Linked DNA regions of Homo sapiens: region 1 is linked to region 2. A link is an interaction called in ENCODE POLR2A ChIA-PET data of the cell type or tissue named here. Cell type or tissue: OCI-LY7. All regions are shown on one strand. Links, peaks and the distances in the headings refer to the core of each region. The heading gives the core; the rest is flanking DNA.

Evidence for each region. Peaks named below come from ENCODE experiments on the same cell type or tissue, not always from the same donor. Only the 100,000 strongest peaks of a DNase experiment are listed, where the experiment ranks them.
Region 1: POLR2A ChIA-PET joins it to region 2 with 5 read pairs; 2 of 35 experiments call an interaction of 5 or more read pairs at or near these places.

Annotation. Positions count from the first base shown.
Region 1 is chr9:40,755,156-40,763,269 of GRCh38, forward strand. It overlaps the pseudogene LOC100132004 and the pseudogene RNU6-156P. Among named protein-coding and RNA genes, the nearest start is that of MIR1299, 170 kb to the right of the region's middle. RefSeq lists an enhancer at 1-31. In OCI-LY7, for the core only: no CTCF peak of the experiment used is centred there; no DNase peak of the experiment used is centred there.
Region 2 is chr9:40,988,848-40,996,961 of GRCh38, forward strand. LOC107986997 (a long non-coding RNA gene) reads right to left here and starts at 2,984. Exons shown (of 2, transcript XR_001746463.3): 1 at 2,718-2,984. It also overlaps the pseudogene FRG1HP. RefSeq lists enhancers at 2,168-2,897, 2,721-2,910, 3,311-3,660, 3,681-3,740, 3,751-3,820 and a silencer at 3,061-3,270. In OCI-LY7, for the core only: a CTCF peak has its summit at 3,313 (motif pointing right); DNase peaks (open chromatin) are centred at 2,964, 3,404 and 3,754; H3K4me3 peaks cover 2,500 bases; H3K27ac peaks cover 2,297 bases.

The DNA.
Region 1 (8,114 bases), core at 2,359-4,858, 230 kb before region 2:
ACTAAGAATGACTAAAGACAAAACAGGTGTTAGAGGTTAGAAGGGGGTTGTTTAATGAAACTAGGGGCAAGGAGGCATAAATAATGAGGAAGTTAAACTTTAAAACGGAGAACAAAGAACAGAGAAGCTGAACATACTGACATATTTACTCTTTGATGAGGAACTCAGAACTCATTGTACTTAATCTTCCCCCTCTTGAATTTTAAAGGATTTTTACAGGCTAAAATCTTTGAAAAGGAATTCGCTGTATCCTATTCCTCAGGTGTTCTTTCCACCAAGCTTTCAGCCATGTCAGGTGTTCTTTACGCCAAGGGTGCAGCCTCGTCAGGTGTTCCTTCAGATGTTCCTTCTGCCAAACACACAGTCTGGTTAAATTTTCCTTCTGCTAAATATCATCCTTTTGACTCTTTACCTGGAAAACTTCTACTCATTCAGCTTGCTTTCCTTAAACACTACCAAACTTTTGTTTTCTCCTTTTTTTTTTTTTTTTTGAGACAAGAGCCTCGCACTGTCGCCCAGGCTAGAGTGCAGTGGCATGATCTCAGCAGATCACTGCAACCTCCGCCTCCTGGGTTCATGAAATTCTCCTACCTCAGCCTCCCATGTAGCTGGGATTACATATGCATGCCACCCAGGCCCAGCTAATTTTTTGTATTTAGTAGAGATGGGATTTCACCATGTTAGTCAGGGTGGTCCCAAACTCCTGAGCTCAAGCAATCCGCCTGCCTTGGCCTTCCAAAGTGCTAGGATTACAGGAGTGAGCCACCGCTCCTGGACACTACCAAACTTTTTAAAGCTTAAATTCTTCACGTTGGATATAAAATGTCTGACACAGACTGAATATGATAATGACATAATAAGTGATAATTATAAGCTCCCAAAGGGGTTCTGGCACAGAGTAAGCACTAAATAAAGTAGTAAATAATAAAAAAGATGATAATAACAAGAAAAATGCTTAGTACCTTAATAAAGTAGTAAATAACAAAAAATGACAATGATAATAACAAGAAAGATGCTTAGTACCTTAAAGATACCTGACAGTTATTTGTTAAGTGGACAAGTGGATAAACAAATAAAAAACATAGTTAGGAAATTCTGTTGGAAAAATGCAGAAATTCAATAGAGACAGCTCTATTGTATTATGAGCACCTTAAAGACCCAGACTATGTGTATTCCATCTTGGTCTCCTGCCACTTGCAAAATCTAACTTATAGAAGTCCTTTGATAAATATGTAATAAATTAAAGATGTGCTCATACAGTTCATATTGTACAATGTATTGTTTCACATTTATGTATCACAGTAGCACTTTTGTTATTGTGAAAATTTTTTCCACTTTTATTATAATTTGTTGAGCCTAGAGTTGAGCTAGTTGAATATTTATAATGATACTATTTTGGCTAGTAGGAACAGAGTAACTTGTTGTACCAAAATTACTATTAACACACTAATTATCCAGCAGATAGAACAACACATCTTGTTCTAATGAAGTAAATATATCTTATTTGGTTTCAACTTAGAGGGAATGAATTTGATAATAGTGAGACCTTGTTGGTACAAGACTATGTAACATAACCTGCGCTTCTCAACAAAGAATTGCTTTTCTGACTTCTGCACTCAGTAGGTATCTTTGAAAAATAATCTCCTATTGGTACTGATGCACCCTCACTAAGTTATGTTAATTCTTATTGACATTCATTTATGGTGCAAGAATTTTGAGTTCCAAATTCTAAAGATAGTTACTTTTTTAGTGACACAAGTCACTATGCCACACAGTTGATCTTTGAATAAGGGTTTTCACTCTAGAAGCCCACTAATAGACAGATTTTTCTTTTCCTTTGCCACTGCAAGATACCAAGACAAATCTCTCCTCTGCCTCCTCCTTATCAGCCTACTCAATGTGAAGGCAATGAGAATGAAGTCCTTTATGTATAATAATTCACTTCCATCTAATAAATAGTGAATATATTTCTTCCTCTTTATAACAGCTTCTTTTCTCCAGCTCACTTTATTCTAAGAATACAATATATAGTACATATAAAATAGAAACTATGGGTTAATTGACTGCTTATGCTTTCACCTTTTTTCAGGCTCCAGGTCAACAGTAGAAAATTAGTAGAGTTTTGGAGGAGTCAAAAGAAACAGATTTTCATATAAAGCAGATTTTCAGCTGCATGAGGGGATCAGCACCCTAACTCTCATGTTGCTCAAGACTCAACTGTAATTAATTCTAATTCTCTAAATGCAAATCATTTATTGTAAAAATTAAATAAAGCACAGAAGTTCGAGACCAGCCTGGGCAACATAAGGAGACCATGTCTCTACAATAAAGAAACAAACAAATAATTTATTTTTTATTTAACAAATAATCATTTTATATGTTTGTTTATGTTTAATAAACAAACAAACACTTGTTTATTTAACAGTTTGTTTAACTGTGTTCCTTTATAGGTTATAATATTCAAATGTTGCAGTTTTCTGTTATTAATTCCTACTTTTCATTATTAGATGTTCTATTATTTGTGGCTTGTAATCCAAGGCATCTAAGCTAGTTTATAATTTGTAATAAAGTTTATTTATGAATATATTAATTCATTAAATTGGATAAGCTGATAAACCCCTATTACTGAGCTCATCAATCACACCAAGGATTATACATTTTATAACAAGCATAAATTGTTATGACAGTTGAGGAAACATACAATATATAAACTTAAAAATTGTTTTACTCATTTATACAAAAGTTTTATATAGGATATTAGGGACCACAATTAAACAAATATTTTTTCAGATAATATTTTTGAGATTATAAACCACCTAAAACTAAATTCTTTTTTTTTTTTTTTTACTAGCAAGATTTATTGCAAAGAGCGAAAGAACAAAGCTTCCACAGTGTGGAAGGGGACCCGAGCGGGTTGCCCAACTAAATTCTTAATTCTGAATTATAAACTAAAAAATTAAATCAAAGCTATGTATATATAAAAACACTTACATATAGGTATATATGTAAACACATGCTACTTACACATTGCTTTTTTAATAGTTCTTTTGTGATCAACACTCCTATAATCTCATGGTAGCACCACCAAGTGTAGTTTACTATCAGAGGTCTTACCTGGATTGCTATTTTGAGAATTTTTAGATACCTTTTGTTATATTCCAAAAGTTGTTGATCAATGCTATGTATAAAAATGAAATAAATAAAATTACTATTTTAACATTGATATAAAAAACATTTACCAAATTTATTAAGTTCTTAGAGTATTTCAGACAATATTAGATCTAACATCAGAACATTACTTTTTCCATAGACTTTAAGTTTGTAAGCTCTATGAACTTATTAAGCTTCTAATTAAAGAAGAAGAAAGATAAAACACTCATGAAGTGAGGGCAGTGTAACTTAGTAAATTAACTAGAGGTAGCTTGACATATGAAAAATGTCCTTAACTCAGAATAAATCCTAGCATGGCTACCAACAGGTATTTTTTCTTGAACAAGTTGCTTCCTTAGACTCAATGTCTTCTAACAATGAGGATTTTAGGGCCTTATTTCACTATGTTATTATAAAGATTTAACAAGATAACATTTTTAAAATTCTTAAAATAAAAAGTGAAGCAAAAACATAATTTGTTCTTGAACCTTATTGCTGAAACTATTTTAAAATTCCCAATAAAACCCAATATATTGGCCTGGTGCAGTGGCTCATGCTTGTGATGCAAGCAATTTGGGATGCTGAGATAGGAGGATTGCTTGAGTCCAGAAGTTCAAGACCAGCGTGGACAACATAGGGAGACCATGTCTTTACAAAAATTAAATTACAAAAAAAAGAAAAAACAAATGTGTTTCTTCATAGGTTATAATATTCAAATATTGCAATTTTCTGTTATTAATTCCTACTTTTGGATATTAGATGTTCTATTCTTTGTGGCTTGTAATTCAGAGCATCTAAGCTATTTTATATTTTGTAATGAAATTTATTTATAAATATATTAAATCATTAAATCAGATAACCTAATTATACTCTATTACTGAGCTCATCAACCACACCAAGGGCAGAAAATAATAGATGTCAGCATCTGGCTTGGACTACTGCTACTCTTTATCTACCTCCTTAAACTCTGAACCAACAAATCTTTGTTAGAATGATGCTTAGTCACTATGTTCATTTCCAGCTGCTGTGGAAGACAAAACGCTACCTTTATTTTTTGTAAGTTCCACAAAGAAGATGCAAGTTGGTATTTTCTCATTTCTGAGATCCCTACTAACAAAATATTGCACACAAGATCCTATGTGTTACCACATCTCATTTCATAGATCACCTTACATAAATATTTTTTTGTATGAAAATCACAATTGCAATACTGGGTGTCACCCATTTTGCTTTGACTCACACCATTTCCTTGGAGCTAGTTAGAAAGGAGTAAAATGTCCTTTTGGGGACTGCAAGAAATATGCAACACTTTACAGATTTCTATGTCATCCTTGTGCGGGGACCATGCTGGTCTTCTCAACGTTGTTTCAATTTTACTATATGTACCACTGAAGCCAGCACAAATCCTTACTTTTATACATGAAGACTGATCAGTGATGGATGAGGCTTAGCTCTGTTAAATCTAACCAACTTACTTGAGATTTAGTGAAGTCTATTGAATGGCTTCATGGTGATGCAGCATTTGAAAATATTTAAAAAACTCGAGGTAGAGATGTAAGTAGCATGGGAGATTTTTACTTTTAGGAAAAAAGAATCACTTGAAGGGACAACCACAAGTTGGAACCCACTACAACTTGGGAAAGATGACATGGGATTTTACAGAATAAGGTGAGACCTTCCACTACCTACAAAATGGTGCTACACAGGATATAAAGGACCAGAGATATAGATCTGGTAACAAAGACAAAATGGATCTCTAATTTCTTCCTGTAACATTATTTCAACCTGAGTTACAGTTTCAAACTACCACAACTAATATTGGCTAGAGAAAATAGAAAAAAGCCAATCAAAGGATAACTTACCATGAAGGTCTAGGCCATATCCAGGCTAAGATGTGGGTTTCACGTCAGGTTTTGAGTGTGAGAAGAAGGGTCAATTTGCTCACTATGTGTGTGGCTAAAGCTAAAAGTTCTAGCTGCCAGAGTGGGGTGCTGGTACTTTGGAAACAATGGCTGAGAATATGTACGTGAACTTTAAAAACATGTAATAACTTCGAAGTCTACACCATGAAGGCTGAGAGATCTGCGTTACTAAGGGCATCCTGGTCACAAAGGTCAATCATTACCAGACTGCAGAAGCAGTTTCAATGGCAATGATGCAGCAACAGAATCAATGGAAACAACAAAATAAAGAGAATGGCCATTTCCCAACCCCCCAATCCTTCTGACTTGTACAAAAAGAATGTCTTCCTTGGACTTAGGTTCAGATTCTTTTAAAAGATTCAAGAATGAAGGTATGGAAGACAGCCCCCAGGGGACACTGTCAGGTTTTCTGCTTAAAGTGGACATTTTGAGACCCAAATAACTAATTAGAAAAACCAAAATTGTGACATTATGTTTATCCCATGCATAGGGGTTATACTTCAAATCAAGTAGACAACATTAGCATCCCTAAAGCCCTAAAATAAAGAATCCTGGAGCCATTACTCCTTCTAACTAGTATAGCTTTTTGCCTGGTTTCTGGCTGATGAAGTGAACTAACTCACTGTCATTCAAAAACTACCTGAAACAAACTATAAAATCTCACCTAGTCTTTAAATGTAAACACTTACAGATTAAACCCACAAGCAACAGCATAACGTTGCAATCATTCCACACGTATCTTCAGCACAGATGTCAACATTTTGCTGAAGAACCATGCCAACTATCTCTGATGATCCATGGCATATGGCAAGCATGAGGGCTGTGCTAAAATAACAAAGAGATAACTTCATTATTATGAACAGAACCAGTTTAATATGTGCCTGTCAGTGTAGAATTAACCATTTACATGTATTAACAAATGTTAAGTATCTTGAGTGCTCAAGTGTTTATCTTTGTAAATCACGACCAAGGCTAAAAGGAAGGGGTGAAAAGACTCATGTCTCACTGGGACATGGCATAGTAGTACTGCACCTTCTCTTGTAAACATTCAGCCTCTGCATCACTACATCAACTCTGGTTATCTCCAAAAATCATTATACTGTAATGATTTTATTGTTTCCCATGTAAACCAAGAGCTTCTTGAGGGCAGGGTCTGTATCTTTTACCTCTATATAATTAAACCCTAAGACATAGTAGTAAATATTTTATTTTTTACTAAGTTAGTAATCTAAATTATTACCTCTAGAACAGTGTTTCTTCAACTATATTCCAAAGAATAATTACCTTACCAGAAGCACTGTACCCCAACAGATTCCACCATTATCTATGTTCAAGAAATGTTATAAAACTGTGAATTAAATGTTCATTATTCAAGAAATGAATTGAACTTTACCTAATCCCTATTGACAGTATTTTTTGTGGCAAACATTAACATTTGACAAATAGAATTTCAGGGATGCAGTTCTGAAAGCTTCCCCCCAAAAATGGAGGTTTCCTCTGGGTGATACAAACTCACTTGATTCTCTTCTGTCAATGATCCCAAGATTCCAAATGCCAATGTCAGGCACTTCTGCTCTAAATGGGTCAATAAGGAAGTGGCTCTAAATTAAAAGAGGTTGGCTTCAAATAAACTTTGATTGCTCATTATTAAATGGTCCATGGGGTTTATCCTATTACCAGACAATAGGATTTTATCTCAGCTATTAGAAATTCAGTATAAAAGCCCAGGTGAGGTGGTTCATGCCTGTAATCCCAGCACATTGAGAGGCCAAGGCAGGCAGATCACAAGGTCAGGAGATCGAGACCATTCTGGTCAACATGGTGAAACCCCATCTCTGCTAAAAATACAAAAAATTTAGCTGGGCATGGTGGCACATGCCTGCATCCCAGCTACTTAGGAGGCTGAGGCAGGAGAATCGCTTGAACCAGGGAGGCAAATATTGCAGTGAGCCGAGATCACACCACCGCACTCCGACCTGGTGACAGAGCAAGGCTCCGTCTCAAAAAAAAAAAAAAAAAGAAAGAAAGGAAAGAAATTCAGTATAAAATTTTATTCTCTATTATAATGATACTCCTAGGATCCTAATGCATATCTACTTCTTAAAATGCAATAATCCATTTTTATTCTGGTTTCTATTGTAATTGATACTATTTTTTGGCAAAATATCAGAAGCATGAATAAAATGGCTTATTAATGAAAGTTCTAACTCATGTATATGGCTTAGCAAAATAGAAGCCACTAAATAACTTGAATTTTAAGGGACAATTCTGCGGAGAAAGATATAATATTTTCTGCAATATGCATAACCTATTCAAATATAACCATGATTAATCTAAGAAGGCTTAAAGGCCTTCTAATAGAAGATGATTATTTATGGTTTATATGAAGAAAAATAATCATTTAAAAAATATTCTAAATTCTAGAAGACTACCCCATTATTAATGAATTAATGTAAAATATAAACTATATATTATAAACACCTATAAACTGTCTTTGATAACTTGAAATCTTTACCAAAATATACTATGAGAGAGGAATTGATAACTGAAATATTTACAGAGGCAAAAGAGGTCAGTTGAATAAGTGATGTAACTAGGTGGGCACAGTAGCAAACTGGAAACATATGCTTTATGTAAAGCTAGAATGTCTTCATAGCATACCAAACAGTCATATGGGCTCAAGAGACACCAGATTCAATCCTTTAAGAAGAAATCCAGATTTCTGCATGTCTCTGAAATTTTACATGTTGACTCAATTTATGCAGGCAAATTTTAATTTCCTGTAGTTTTACACTAACTGGAAAGAAAAAAAAACTTGGGTGCTAAAGAATATTTGAAAATGTTTTACCTTTAACAAATTCAAATATTTATCATAATGCACAGAAAAGCCATACTAATAGTTCTTGTAAAAATATTAATATTTAAAGCAAAATCCTAGACAATTAAGTTTTGTCAAACTATTTTCATAGAAAAATAGGAATGTTTGAGCTTCCAAATATAAAACAATTTACATATGTTAATGTTAAAACAAATGGATTTCAA
Region 2 (8,114 bases), core at 2,410-4,909:
CAAATTACCCAGTCTCAGGTATTTCTTCATAGCAATGCAAGAATGGCCTAATAATACTGTGTGGATGTACCACATTTTATTGATCCAATCCACTGTTGATGGGCACCTAGGCTGACTCCATGTCTTTGCTATTGTGAATAGTGTTGCGATGAACATGCAAGTGCATATCTCTTTTTGGTAGAATAACTGACTTTCTTTGGGTCATATACCAGTAATGGAGTTGTTGGCTTGAAAGGAATTTCTATTTTAAATTCTCTGAGAAATTTCCAAACTGCTTTCAACAGTGGTTGAACTAATTTACATTCGCACCAATTATGTGTAAATGTTCCCTTTTCTCCACAGCCTCCCAAGATCTGCTGTTTTTCGATTTTTTAATAGTAGCTATTCTGACTGGTGTAGGATGGTATCTCGTTTTGGTTTTGATTTGCATTTCTCTGATGATTAGTGATGTTAAGCCTAATCTTTGCCACCAGAAAACTGGGAAAATACAGTGTCGCTTGTCAAAATAAATTGTTTTACTTTGCTTTAAAAATAATCAATTGAGTAGTATATTTCTTCCAGCAAAATTAAGAAGTAAACATTTAGAAATGTACAGTACCTTGCTGTTAAGTCTTCGCATAAGTATACCAATCAAACATAAAGGCCACCTTAAACTTTCATTTGAAATGAAAGACAATTTTTAAGAGGTTAAGGGCTAGTAATTTGTTAAAGTCCTGAAGTTAAATTAGCTCAAGTAAATATAAAGACTTTCCTTTAATTAAAGCCTTTTAAATGAACACTTTAAAGCATAGTTGGTTTCTCCCTCAAATCTTGTCCAAAGCCACTGTTTACAACTCAGTATATCAAAGAAGGTTTCAGACATGATTATGAAGCTCCCTCAACTTACAATGTGCTATTTGCAACCCTAGATGCTATCATTCTGGCTTTTCTACCTTTTAGCAACAATAAGCACACCCTTCCCATTTCTCCCCCACCCTGACTTACCCCTCTTTGCATTTAATAGATAATTTTTCTCAGAGTGTTCTTACACATCTTCAACTGTAAATATGACAAAAGCACACAGTACAGTACATGTGCCACATGTATAAATGTTGTATCTAGTCATACAATTTTCCTTTTAAAAAAGAAATATTTTATTTTCAAAAAGCAAAGACTCTAGGAATCTTTTCTAGCTGCCAGTCATAAAAACATAAATTTCTGGTTAGAGTCCCAAATTTCCCTGACCATAAGAACCACTTGTGGTATTTGTCAAACACATGTATTCTGAGTTCCATCCGTGATCTCCTGAATCAGAATCAGCAGGAGAGAGGCCTGGGAATACACATTTTAAACAAACGTCCACAGTGATTACGATTAGTCAAGCTTGAAAAAAATTTCACTAGGATCATTATGACTGAATAACCTCACAAACATAGGAAAGTTACTGGAGAAAAATACGAGCAGAATTTCAGAATTCTACCTTTGCTGAAAGTGTTTGTTCCCTCCTCCTCTACTCATCAAGACCTGACTGCTTATGTAACTCCCCCAAACCACCAACACCTGGGAGGAGTTGAAAATGATTTTAATGAAGAAGAAAAGCTGATGTTTAATTTCAAAACTGACGGTGACAATAGAAGGGAGAGGCATGAATTTATCTTGATTCTAACACAAAGCATTGTATTTGAGTCAACAAACAAAATTGGTTTCATTTTTATTTTTTGTAAGTTTTCACCAAACTCTATGCATATATAGAGGCTGGGCAAGAAAGAAAGAAATCCAGAAATATGGCATATGCCATCCCTTATTTATTTCCCCATGCGACCAGCCAACAGCTTCTTCAACTTGTCCCTGCTTCAAGCTGACTTGGTGTCTACTCTGTCAGAAATGGAGCTTCCCTAAAGACTGCCTCAATGTCAGTTACCCAGAGGCCTTTTTTCCATCTTGTGTTCCTAAACTTCTATGATATTAAATGATATTACCCTTTCTGGAAATTCTCCTTAGCTTTGATTTTATAATTTTACTCTGTTTCATTCCTTCTTTTATAGCCTTTCTTTTCTCTATCCCTTTACTGCAGACATGTTGTAAGGCTTTGTTCTTGACCTTCTGATCTCTCCACATTCATTCCCTCAGAGCATGTATCCATTTTCTTGGTGTCAGCCTTCCTGACTATCTGATTATTACCATCATATAACGATGTTGGTGATGAGCATAGCTAACATATCCTAGGCATTTTCCATGTAGGTTATCATAAGCACCCTATATAATTTGTACCATTTAATTCTTCAACCCTAAATGATACTATTACGGACCACATTGTATGAGATGAGGAAACAGATTTTCATCAAAACCATGGAAAGCCAACGTGAGGAGCCCCTGTGTGTCTCCTTTGTTAATGCCTCTGGGCATCATGGCATGTAGATTGCCCTAGAATGGGGATTAGGAAGCGCAGCACTGTGAAAACACCAGAAAATACGTTATGATAGCGGGTAAGGACGCTCATCTCTGCCCATTGAGATGGTTTTGTTTCTGAGTCAGGTTTGAGATGAGCCAATCCTGACTCCATGGTGCCACCAGGGATCACGAATTTAATAAGATCTTCGTGGATGCTTGGAACCCAACTGATCTCTGTTTTCTACTTTAGGGAAAGAGCCACAGCTTAAATGGGGTGGTTTTGGTGTCACATAAGCTATCAATAATACCCACGTTTTGGTGTCACATACGCGATTAATAATACCCACCGCTGCAGAGGAATCACCGTGGACTACTGCTCGTTTCATCCCATGCTCTTGCGATGGATCCCTCTCACCTGTTTACTGATTTCATTCAAATTCTTCAGCGACCACAGGACCCCGACTTGCCTTCTCTATCCTGGTTCCCATCACGCTGCTTTACAGGCCTGGCCTGCTCGCGGCTCCTCACACCAGCACTGTGCGTCTCCCTCCACGCCTCTGCCCTGTTTCCTCCATCAGACAGGACTAGCTTCCTCCACCATAACTCTCCACCTCAGCCCACATTCCCACAGCACTCGCGACATCCGCGGCCCTCAACATGGCGCTTCATTCCATTTTAGGGTATTTCCTCCTTGTTTCCTGCACACACAGTCGCGCGAGGCACAGCCCCGAGTGACCCGCGCACGAGTGGCCTGCGCTCCCAGACGCGCCGCCGCAGGCCGGCGAGGGCACCCTGAGCCGCTTCCCGCCCCCACGGGACCGTCGCCAGCCCGCAGCTCTAGCGGGAGGCAGTTCCACAGCGTGCCCGGCAGCCCCGCCACCGTCAGCACCGGCGCCTCGGGCGGGCTTTCCCCACCTCTGGGAGGCACGAATCCTCAGGGGCTCCTCGAGAGGGCGCCAGGGAGCAGATGCGCGCAGACACCTTTCGGCCCTCTGCAGCCGCCATAGCTCCCCAGCAGAAACCCGGAAGTGGAAATCTCAGCCATTCAGTGTTTGGGTGAAGACGGAGGCGGGTTCTGGACAGACCTACGCTGTCGGGGAGTGTTTACTTCGCCTCCACTTCTGTTCCTCCCCGCCCTGGTGCTGCTCCAGGTCACATACTCTTCCTGAGCCGGCTTCAGCCTCTCCGCGCAGAAGTCTCCCGGAGCCATGGCCTAGTATTCTTATGTGAAGTCTACCAAGCTTGTGCTCAAGGGAACCGAGGTGAAGAGCTGGGTCCTGCAGCTCCGGCGGGAGCCTCCTCAGTTCTTTTCGGACGCACTCCACCCCCGCGAATCCGGTGGAAGCCGTGATGCGGAGAGCCGGCTTCGTGGCCTCCCAGGCTTCGCTCTGACCCTGTCTGGGCTGGATGGAGGCCGGACCGCCCTTCCTGGCGCCTGTGCAGAGAGGGGCAGCCTCCTGCGCGGACGACCCTGGAAACAGGATAGACGGGCGGGTGACCCGTGACCCCGTACCCACGAGTTTGGGTCCCTTGAGGCATCTCTCCAGGCCTCTGCCTGGTGGGTCTGCGTTAGTCTGATCTTGTAGTTCATTATAATAACTTCCTTTATTAGGAATTATTCTTTTCTCCATTGTCTCTTCCTGGAAAAATTATTAATTTTTTTCTAAGCTAATATGTAGAGTGAAACCAGGATGAATCACACAGTGGTTGAGGTGTATATGGACTTTGATAGGGATATGGGCTGGAACCTGCACTCTGTCATTTACTAATTTTGTAATTTGTGGCAAATTGGTTAATATGTCTGAACTTCCATTTACTCATTAAGAGATCAAGTATCTTTGAACCTCCGTTTACACATTTATACTTTCAGACCATTTTTTATACCTTTAGAAGACTGTGAGGATTAAATGAGAGAACATACATGCAGTAAATAAATTGAGCCAAATGTGAGGAGGAGGTTGTAGTGGTAATTTATTAGCTCTTTAGGAGAAAAATACCTGTGCATTCATATCCCCGCTTCTTTTTTAACTGGCAGATTTGCCTGAGGTTGACTGTACATGCAAATATTGAGCTTTCCTCCTGGCCTCCGTGATAAACAGAAGTTTTGATATTGTTAGGCGAGATGGAAAGAAAGTATCAAGGAGTGAGCTGAAGCCACTGCCCTTGAGAACCCTCTCGAGGAGTCTGGCCTCATGAAGATGCCAGAATAAATGGCAGGTATATCCTGAATGAATGTGAGATTTTTACTCTGTGAATTTCCTGTGAGGAGTGGTGAGTTATCTTCTGAAAACTTTATGATGAAAATGCAGACAAGAGTATCTTAAGATTATCGTAATAATCATAATTAATGCTTATATAGCACTTTCAATGCGCCAAGAAATTGTAGGCATTTTGCACATTAACTTTTTTCAAATCCCTCTTGGGTTTTTATTTTTTTATTGCGATGTAATTCATAATTATAAAATTCACCCTTTTGTACAGTCAGTGGTTTTTAGTATATATCCAAGAGGTTCACCACTGTCTAGTTGCTCAGCATTTTTGTCATCTCAAAAGGAAATCTCTTCCTACCCATTAAAGCTGTCACATCCCATCTTCCCCCTCTCCTAGTCCATGGCAACCACTAGTCTGCTATCTATGTGAAATTGCCTATTCTGAATATTTCCTAAGAAATCATGTAACATGTGGCCTTTTGTATCTGGCTTCTTTCACTTACAACATTCTTGAGGTCCATCATTGTTGTAGCACTTGTTCCTTTTTATGGCTGCGTAGTGTAGTCCATTGTATGGATGTAATATTTTGTTCATCCATTCATCAGTTGATGAACATTTAGATTGTTTCCCCTTTTTGACTATTGTGACTAATGCTAGTGTGAATATTCTTATGTAAGTATTTTTGTGGGTGTACGTTTTCATTTCCCTTGGGTATACATACTTAGGAGTAAAATTGCTGGGTCATATGGTAACTCTTTAACTTTTTGAGGAACCCCAAACTGTTTCCTGTAGATGCTGCACCATTTTACATTTCCACCAGCAATGTGTGAAGATACATATTACCTCTTAATCCTCACAATAGACTTAAGAGTTAAGTTGTTATCCTAATTTTTTAAGTGGGGAAACTGACTCACAGAGAGATTCAGTACCTTTTCCAAAAATTGCAGAGCTAAGAAGTGACAGAATCGGGATTTAAAATCTGGCGGTGTGGCTCTACAATCTGCTTTGAACTTTAACATAATATGTACAAAGCCTGAAGCAAATTCTCAGTACTGTATTTAAGAGGGCATAGCAATGTAAGTCTTCCTAAATCAATAATTTATAAATGAAACAACTTAAAAGACTTCCAAGTTTCAATCTTACGATATTTATTTATCACACAAATCAATATACTTAAACTCATCTATATAAATTATTTCCTGTAGTAAGAAGAAAAAGAGCAAAGATAAGAAGAGAAAAAGAGAAGATGAAGAAACCCAGCTTGATATGTTGGTGAGTCAGTTTTCAGTGCTTTATTCTGAAAAAAGTTAACATTTCTTGAGATCTCATTGAAAATATTTTCCTAGTTAGAAATTTATGATGTATTCATATTTGTCTTAAAGTGCTTAAATATTGCCTACAGTTGTAAATTCCATTTATTCTTTAGCACAGTAGATGCTACTGATGCCTTTACTTCATTATCAGAACAGAGCACAGGAGAGAAGAATTACAACACTCTGACTTAGTAGGCACCATTAGACTGCTTAATAGCCGGAGATTCTGATACATAATTTTAAAGGCTTAATGTAAATGTTATTCAACCAAATATATTTTACAAGCTATTTTCTTTGAACATCTGTACATTTTAGTTGTAGAAGTCAGTTGTCTCTTAAACGAAGTATCTTCACAGGAAAAATCATTATTTTGTGAACTCTGAAATGAATGAAAATTTTAAATACAATATCAGGGTGGCCTGTAAATGATACTAGAAATAAACTGACCCAAACACACTTAACCAGCCTGTTTTCCGTTTAGCTGTTTCCATACTTTTTTTTCTTTTTTAAAACTTGGCAAGTTGCATTTTGAATCTTCATAAATTATGGTAGCTTAAAAAATATATAAAATATGGAATGGTGTAAAGCTAATGTTCTGGAAGATCATTGCTTTTGAAATGGCAAATCAACAATTCTAAAATTAGGGTAAATATCTAGGGTAGATATGTAGATGTGGAATTGCTGTGTCAAAGGATAGTTGAATGTTTAACTATATAAGAAACTGTCAAAAATTTTCTAAAGTGGTTGTGCTATTTTATCCTCCCAACAAGAATGAATTAGTTCTCCAGTTACATCCTTGCCAAGAGTTGATGGTGTTATCAGTCTTTTCTCCCAGTCTGAGTTTTACCTTTTCAGTTTCTTAATGGTGGTTTTTGGATGGACAGCTTTTTTTTTTTTTTTTTTTTGAGATGGAGTCTTGCTCTGTCACCCAGACTGGAGGGCAGTGGCGCAATCTTCGTTCACTGCTAGGTCCACCTCCCAGGTTCACGCCATTCTCCTGCCTTAGCCTCCCAAGTAGCTGGGACTACAGGCACCTGCCACCACGCCCAGCTAATTTTTTGTGTTTTTAGTAGTGACAGGGTTTCACCATGTTAGCCAGGATGGTCAGAAGCTTTTAATTTTTATAAAGCTTAGTTTATTTTTTTTTCTTTTATGGTTACTGCCTTATCTCTTTGATCTAAGAGATCTTTGCTTACCCCAAAGTCAGGAAGATATTCTACATTGTCTTTTAGAGGCATCATAGTTTTAGTTTTTACATTAAATCTGTCATTAATCTCAAATTAATTTTTGGCATGGTGTGAGTTTGGTTTCAAGATTTACTTTTTTTTTTTTTTAACATCTTGATAGCCATTTGTGCCAGCACCACTGGTGTTTCCTTTTTCCATTAATCCAGTTTCATATCTTCATAAAAAGTCAATTAACTTTCTATGTATTGGTCTATTTCTGGACTCTGTTCTATCGATTGTCTGTTTTTCTTTTGGTATATTTCTCTTGATTGCTATAATTTCATGAAGTCTTGAGATCAGGTAGTGTGTGTCCTCCAACTTTGTACTTACTATTAGTTTATTAATTTCTACAGTGAAGCCTGTTGGATTTTCTCGGAGAATTGTATTGAGTCCAGATCATTTGGGGGAGAATCAACATCTTAATATTGGGCCTCAATATTTCATAATTTTCAATGTAGCAGTCTTGCATGCCTGTTTAAAAATTTATTCTTAAGTATTTTATAATTTTACATTACTGTGTAGAACTTTTGAATTTGACTTTCCAGTTGTTTGCTGTCAGTATGTAGATATACAATTGATTTTTGTATAGTGACTTTATAGTCTGATAAGTCTGTTTCACTTATTACTTCTAGTGGTTTGTTTATATAGAAAACTAAGAAATTTGCAATTATGTTTCCTGTGACTATCATTTTACTTCTTTCTTTCGAATCTTAATGTCTTGTCTTGCTTTTTATTGGTTTATTATACTGTCCAGGACTTCCATAGTGTTGAACAGAAGTCACGAGAATGGGCATAATTGCATTGTTTCCAAGCTTAGGCAGAAAGGTTTCAGTAGTCCACCATATGGTATGATGTCTGTACGATCTACAGAGAAAACCTTTATCAAAATGAGGACATTCCTTTTAAACTTTGTTTCTCGGCAGTTTTTATCATAACGATGTTTAATGCTGTCAAATGTCTCCTTCTGTATCTGTTGAGATGATTATACAACTTTC